Linked DNA regions of Homo sapiens: region 2 is linked to region 1. Evidence: chromatin loops called from intact Hi-C (ENCODE). Cell type or tissue: B cell. All regions are shown on one strand. Each heading gives the region's core, and the rest is flanking DNA. Links, peaks and the distances in the headings are about the cores only. Region 1 overlaps LINC02917 (long intergenic non-protein coding RNA 2917). Region 2 overlaps MBNL1 (muscleblind like splicing regulator 1).

Region 1 (2,927 bases), core at 189-2,688:
CCCCAAATTCGGACTTTCCTTACTTCCCTACTTTCCTTACTTCACTACTAAACTATAATAGTAGAAAGTTTCCTTAGGGCAATTTCACTCTTAAATATGATAACTCTTGAATTTTACATGGACTTATGCAAAAAAAAAAAATCCAAAGCTTCTTATCTGTATGAAATGAGGAAGTTTGGCAGTGGATGGAGACAGCATGTGTCTTGAGGGATGGGGAGGGTATGGGATGGTTTGGGACTATAGCTCAAAGTCTTGTGTTTCAAAGATGAACTTTCTTTAAAACTCTTGCTTAGGCATAAGTTCATAGGATTTTGAGAATGGTTTTTATCCAAGTCTTTAAGTATAATTGATTCTTTGGGAAAATGTTACTCGGCTATTTCTTAAAATTGCTGACCCACTCCCACATATGTGAGTACTCATATCCCATTTAAAAAGCATGGAAAAGAGGCAGGGGCAGTGAGAATTGACTTCATGGAAAGTCTTTCATGACTATAAAGTAAAATCATATGCAGGACTCAACTTTTATGCAATTTTCTTGCCAATGTTATTAGGTGGTCAACATATTACCAACCTGCCCTAACAAACAAAATCTGCAGGAAGGGCTCTTGGTTATGTGTTGAAAAAAAGGTGGAAGGAGGAGGGGAGTAGAGTGAGGCCACTCCTATCTGGTGTATACAATAATACCCTCACTCCATTAGAAGAACTCAGGGGTCTAAATAGATTCAGTATTTAGTAGGAAGAATGAAGAGGATATAACTAGACCTTTGTGAGGACATCATTTTACTTTCCTCTAACATAGAGGTTGGATTGTTCTACATGTGTATTTTAAAAGATTATATAACCCACCACTTAGAAGGTACGAATAGAGCAAAAGAACAAGAGGCTGTAAGGACATAGAAGCAAAAAGATTTCTCCTAGTGGGGCCCATGCTGAAAGTTCAGCTATAGCTGTGAATGTTTCCTCATTGTTTGGTTCAGCTCATCAATACAGCTAATGAGGATTTGGAAGCAGATCTGATTATTTCAAAAATTAGGAAGCAAAGTAGGTTTACTGTAAAAATGTCCTTTTAATTTATTTTTCCAGGACATTGCAATGCGGGAAGCAGGTGATAGGATGGGATTTTGAGTCTAATTGAGGAGAGGGAATCCTAATATAACAGGAGTCAAAAACTTTACTGTAACTCAGAGAGGCGAAGACAACCAATACTCACCAGGAGTTGGGAAGAGACTACTAAATACCAAGCCGAATTTAAAACTTAGCTCAATTGGATAATTCATATGATTTCTCTATGTCATTAATACCGTTTCTCTGGAAAAAGAGAAAGCTTAGTTTGATCAGCTTTTCTTCCTAAATGTATCTACAGAGCAGTGTCTTCTTTCTGCCTTGTCACTACTTGTTCATTCGGCACTTTGTATGGATTTGTGGCTGTGGTGGAGTGGTGCACACTCTAGTCTCTCTGACAGCTTGGTAAGAGTCTAGTGGATGGATAAAGAAATGGATAACCCAGTTCATTTCCTGATGCTGCTATAGGCCCCTCGATGTCAAGTTGTAAAGCTCACTTGGGCTCCATCTGGTGGTCTACTCTGCTGCGCTTTCCATAAAGCCACCTTGTCCCTGCCAAAACCATCCCATCTGCCAAAGTCCACACCCGATTCTCAACCACTTTAAGAGAAGTTTTCTATACAACCTGTTTAAGTTGTATGGAAACCAAAGGTGACTAGGAAAGGTAAATCTTAAGACTTTCTTCCACCTGACAAGATCACAGATTGGTATGGATAACCAAAGGCTCAAGATTTGGAAACGTTTCTGATAGTCTTGCTCTCCTGTTAATCAACATATTTTTTCTCTCCTCTTCTATCTTCCTATCTCCCCTTCTTTGTGCCATCTTCTGGGAATTTCTCCCTCTGTTCCAAACTCTTTTATAACTCTGATCTCCTCTCAAACCTTATGGAGACAAGGACATTTTCTCTGCACTGGAGAAAACTCTGATACTGATCTTCCAGGCTTGGTTATTGAAATACAAAACGGTAAGAAAAACAGATTTTTAAAAAAGTTTATTGGATCATTTTTCAAGATAATGTAGTGGCTTGCAAGACACTTTTCTTACTGCATTATCTTATTTGCATAACAGCAGTGAAATATCTCTTTTCATTCCCACCGCAATAAATGGTTTCTTTTTGTAATACATTTTAGTCTTCCTCCAGCAGATGGATAGTTTAGGTCTATTAGTGCAAAGCTGATGAGTTCATGTATTTAGGAAGACAAATTAATATTTGTCTTGTTAATATTTCCAAGAGATCGGGTGCTATATCTAGACTTCTCTTTTCCAGCTTTGATCCAGAGAAGGAACATGTTTGATAAATGATAACAATACCAAGTCAGTACACTCTTGTTCTGTTTCCTTTGTGGGTACCTAAGGAAGAAATTGCTGTGTAGGGTATCCTAGCCCAATGCAGGGGAGCCTTAGTGCAATTATGAGGGCACAGTGGCATGGTCATGCATACAGAATTTGTAGGGTCATCCCAGAGGCTCTTTCATTTCCTATGTGCTGTGGACATTGTGTTGAGAGCAAAGGAGATGGGTGGGTTGCCATTTAGGAGGCTGTTTTAGGAGGTAGAAATAGTAGATGGGTCTATATACAGGAAAAGCTGAATCAAGAGGAAACTGAATCAATAAGAAAACTGAATCAAGCAGGTAAAGAAATAGCATGCTTCACTGTAGCAAAAAATTACAAACTTTTGTCCTGGAGGCCAGCAAGACACTTAGGTAGTAGGAAGTCAAAGACTGGACACTGGAGACCCATGGATGTCATTGAAGGCCCACTGTGAAGCCAGGTGATTGCACTCTCTTGCTAAAGACACCAAGTCTCCCAAGCCACATACTTCTTCCTCCAGATATTATATATCACTTCAGAGGTAGAAGACAAG
Region 2 (2,927 bases), core at 199-2,698, 190 kb before region 1:
CTGGAGTGCAGTGGTGAAATTGTGCCTCATTTCAGCCTCTAATTCCTAGGCTCAAGTGATCCTCCCACCTCAGCCTCCCAAGTAGCTAGAAAACACACCTAGTGAATTGTTTTTTTGTTTTGTTTTGTTTTTGTAGAGATGAGGTCTTGCTATGTTGCCCAGGCTGGTCTCGATCTCCTGGCCTCAAGCAATCTTCCTGCCTTGGCTTCTCAAAGCACAGGGATTACAGGAATGAGCCATCCCACATGGCCTGAAACATTCTTAATATAGTTAGTCCTCACTTAACATCACCAATAGGTTCTTAGAAACTGTTACTTTACATAAAACAATATACAGCAGGTCCTCAAATAATATCGTTTCCTTCAAGGTCATTTAGTTATAACACTAATGAGAAAAACAATTGGTTTTGTTATACTCCATTTCATGTCAAGTCATAGTTTCCAAGAATCCACGGAAGACAGTAAGCGAAGATTTCCTATACCTTATCCTTGTGTCCATCATTTGATAGCTCAACCTATTATGAAACAATAGATTAACATGATAGATCTGATCATAGATCAAATTTAGGTCACTGTAGAAGTCAGTTAATTTACTCAATGTTAAATAATTTTAAACAATACCAAAGATTCTGAAACATGAATGTGGCCTCCAAATATGTTAATGTGTGTCACAATATAGGTTTCAATTCCATCAACAATTTGCCTTTGAACACATAATGACAACAAACATTTCTTGCTATATAATGTGTACTATACACAGTTCTAAGAGCTTCACATGTATTAGACCCTAAAATTCTATTCAATAGGCCTTTTATTGTCCCCAAATAAGAGATAATACAATATAAATTAACAGGTTAATTTACTAACGGTCTATGGCTGACGAGTGGAGGTGTTGGGGCTTGAATTTAATTTCGGTTCTATAACCACCTGATGGGTCCTAGCTATTACACGACTTCTATATGATCTACAGGTTCAGGTCTCTGCAGACAGTATAGAGGACAGCAGTAGGTAGTTTCAAATCAACCCAGATTCAAAGGCCCACATAAAAACAAGGACCAGGCCAATTCAATGAAAAAAGCATCTTATCTAAGCATAATTCTATTAAATGTAGTAAAATATCATCTTATCAAAAATGAGAAAACCTTTGAAAAAAGGAACAACCACAACCATCATTAATGGCTTCTCACTCACAATGAAAATCTTTCAACTACTTGGAATAGCCTCACTGTTTTTGCTGTATTATCCTCACTGCCACAGTTTTGGGGCTTTGTTTTAAAACAACAAGTTCGCATGTAAATCACTAGCCACAAACTCAACTTCATGTAACATTTTAAGTCTAGGGGAAGTACGGGGAAAAGGGAACAAAAGGGAAAAGAGGAAGTGAGGAAATGAAACTAGCAAAAAATAGGGAACAAAAAGCATGCAGACTTCAGGTGAAGCAGCGAGACCCATTTTCCCCAAGAAGAGATATATATGTATGTGTGTGTGTATGTGTGTGTGTGCGCATGCACGTGTGTGTGTGCGTATATATATAGAGAGAGTGCGTGGCACCCCTCAGCTCATCTGCTAGGAGATGGACGTGCAGCTAATGACATGAGGCTTCTGCATTCTTTACAGCAGCTCTTATTCCTAAAAACATACTATTAGCCAAAAAAAAATGTTCTTTAGATTCCTTGGGCTTTTGCTCTCCTCTTAGCTATATTTAATATATGATCATCTACATAACAATCTGACAAATGGAAAATTTCCAACAACCATTAGTCAGCAAGTCTTGTCCACCATAAACATCACATTTTACTTCTAAAACAGCTTCTTATTTTACGGATGAACCACACATAACTACACTCTCAAGAGCTTCTTTTTTAAGAGAGTCTAACTATGAAGAGAAAACTATATCACTGTATTAGACAAAAGATTAAAACAATGGAGATAAACAATTAAAGCATAATTCAATGTATGTTTCCTCGAGATAATATGTGAGACTTTTCTGAGACATCTGAGTCAAATACTTGTATAATCCGAAAAAGTTAACAAAATATAGTCTTTTCTCAAGAAAAAAATCTTACATTTTAAATATTTCTATCATAAATAGAAACTATTTCTGAACTTGAAAACTTTTGTAAAGTATGTCATACTACACTTAAAACTAAAAACTTATTAATATATTCATGCATCTTATAGTTGGAATATAAGATACCATGGGTATGATACCGGCCTGACAGTATGAGTTCTGAGCAGAAATATATAAAGAAAAATGGAGAAATTTATCCAGGAAACAAAGAATTGGTATCTAAACTTAGATTTTTCTGAAGGCTAAAGGGAAATAAATGTGGCTAACATTGCATCTCAAAATCTGGTTAATACTGTTGTTTAATTTAAGGATATATCTTATTCTTATTAAACAACAGTATTAAACCAGTTGGAAAATATTCCTTTCAAGATGGAAAAAGATATAGAAATTTAAGTACTCAGTCTTTTTTTTTTTTTGAGACAAGGTCTTGGCTCCATCACCCCGGCTGGAGTGTAGCAGAGCAATCACGACTCACTGCAGCCTCAACCTCCAGGGCTTAAGCAATCCCCCCACCTCAGACTCCCAAGTAGCTAGGACTACAGGCACACATCGAAGACCTGGCTAACTTTTTTGTTTTGTTTGTAGATATTGAGAAGAATAGCCTGGGGCTTACTGGTTTCATTGCTGAATTTTTACCAAACATGTGAAGAAGACCTAATACCAATCACTATGTTGCTCAGGCTGGTCTTGAACTCTGGCCTCAAGTGATCCTCCCCACTTGGCCTCCCAAAGTGCTGGGATTACAGGCATGAGCCACCACACCCAGATCTAAATCTTTATTATTATAATCATTATTTATTTTTACAAGTACCTTATACAAGATGCTATAAATATTTGTATGCATAATTCAACAGTAA

Evidence for each region. Peaks named below come from ENCODE experiments on the same cell type or tissue, not always from the same donor. Only the 100,000 strongest peaks of a DNase experiment are listed, where the experiment ranks them.
Region 2: it touches region 1 in a loop (2.5-fold over the local background); 3 of 110 quality-filtered maps call a loop at or near these places.

What each region holds. Positions count from the first base shown.
Region 1 is chr3:152,182,304-152,185,230 of GRCh38, reverse strand. All of the region lies in intron 1 of LINC02917 (long intergenic non-protein coding RNA 2917), which reads left to right. All of the region lies in intron 1 of LOC101928166 (a long non-coding RNA gene), which reads left to right. Among named protein-coding and RNA genes, the nearest start is that of LINC02917, 22 kb to the left of the region's middle. In B cell, for the core only: a CTCF peak has its summit at 1,571 (motif pointing left); a DNase peak (open chromatin) is centred at 1,560; H3K4me3 peaks cover 294 bases.
Region 2 is chr3:152,375,379-152,378,305 of GRCh38, reverse strand. All of the region lies in intron 2 of MBNL1 (muscleblind like splicing regulator 1), which reads right to left. Among named protein-coding and RNA genes, the nearest start is that of MBNL1-AS1, 110 kb to the right of the region's middle. In B cell, for the core only: no CTCF peak of the experiment used is centred there; DNase peaks (open chromatin) are centred at 1,425 and 2,575; H3K4me3 peaks cover 972 bases; H3K27ac peaks cover 2,352 bases.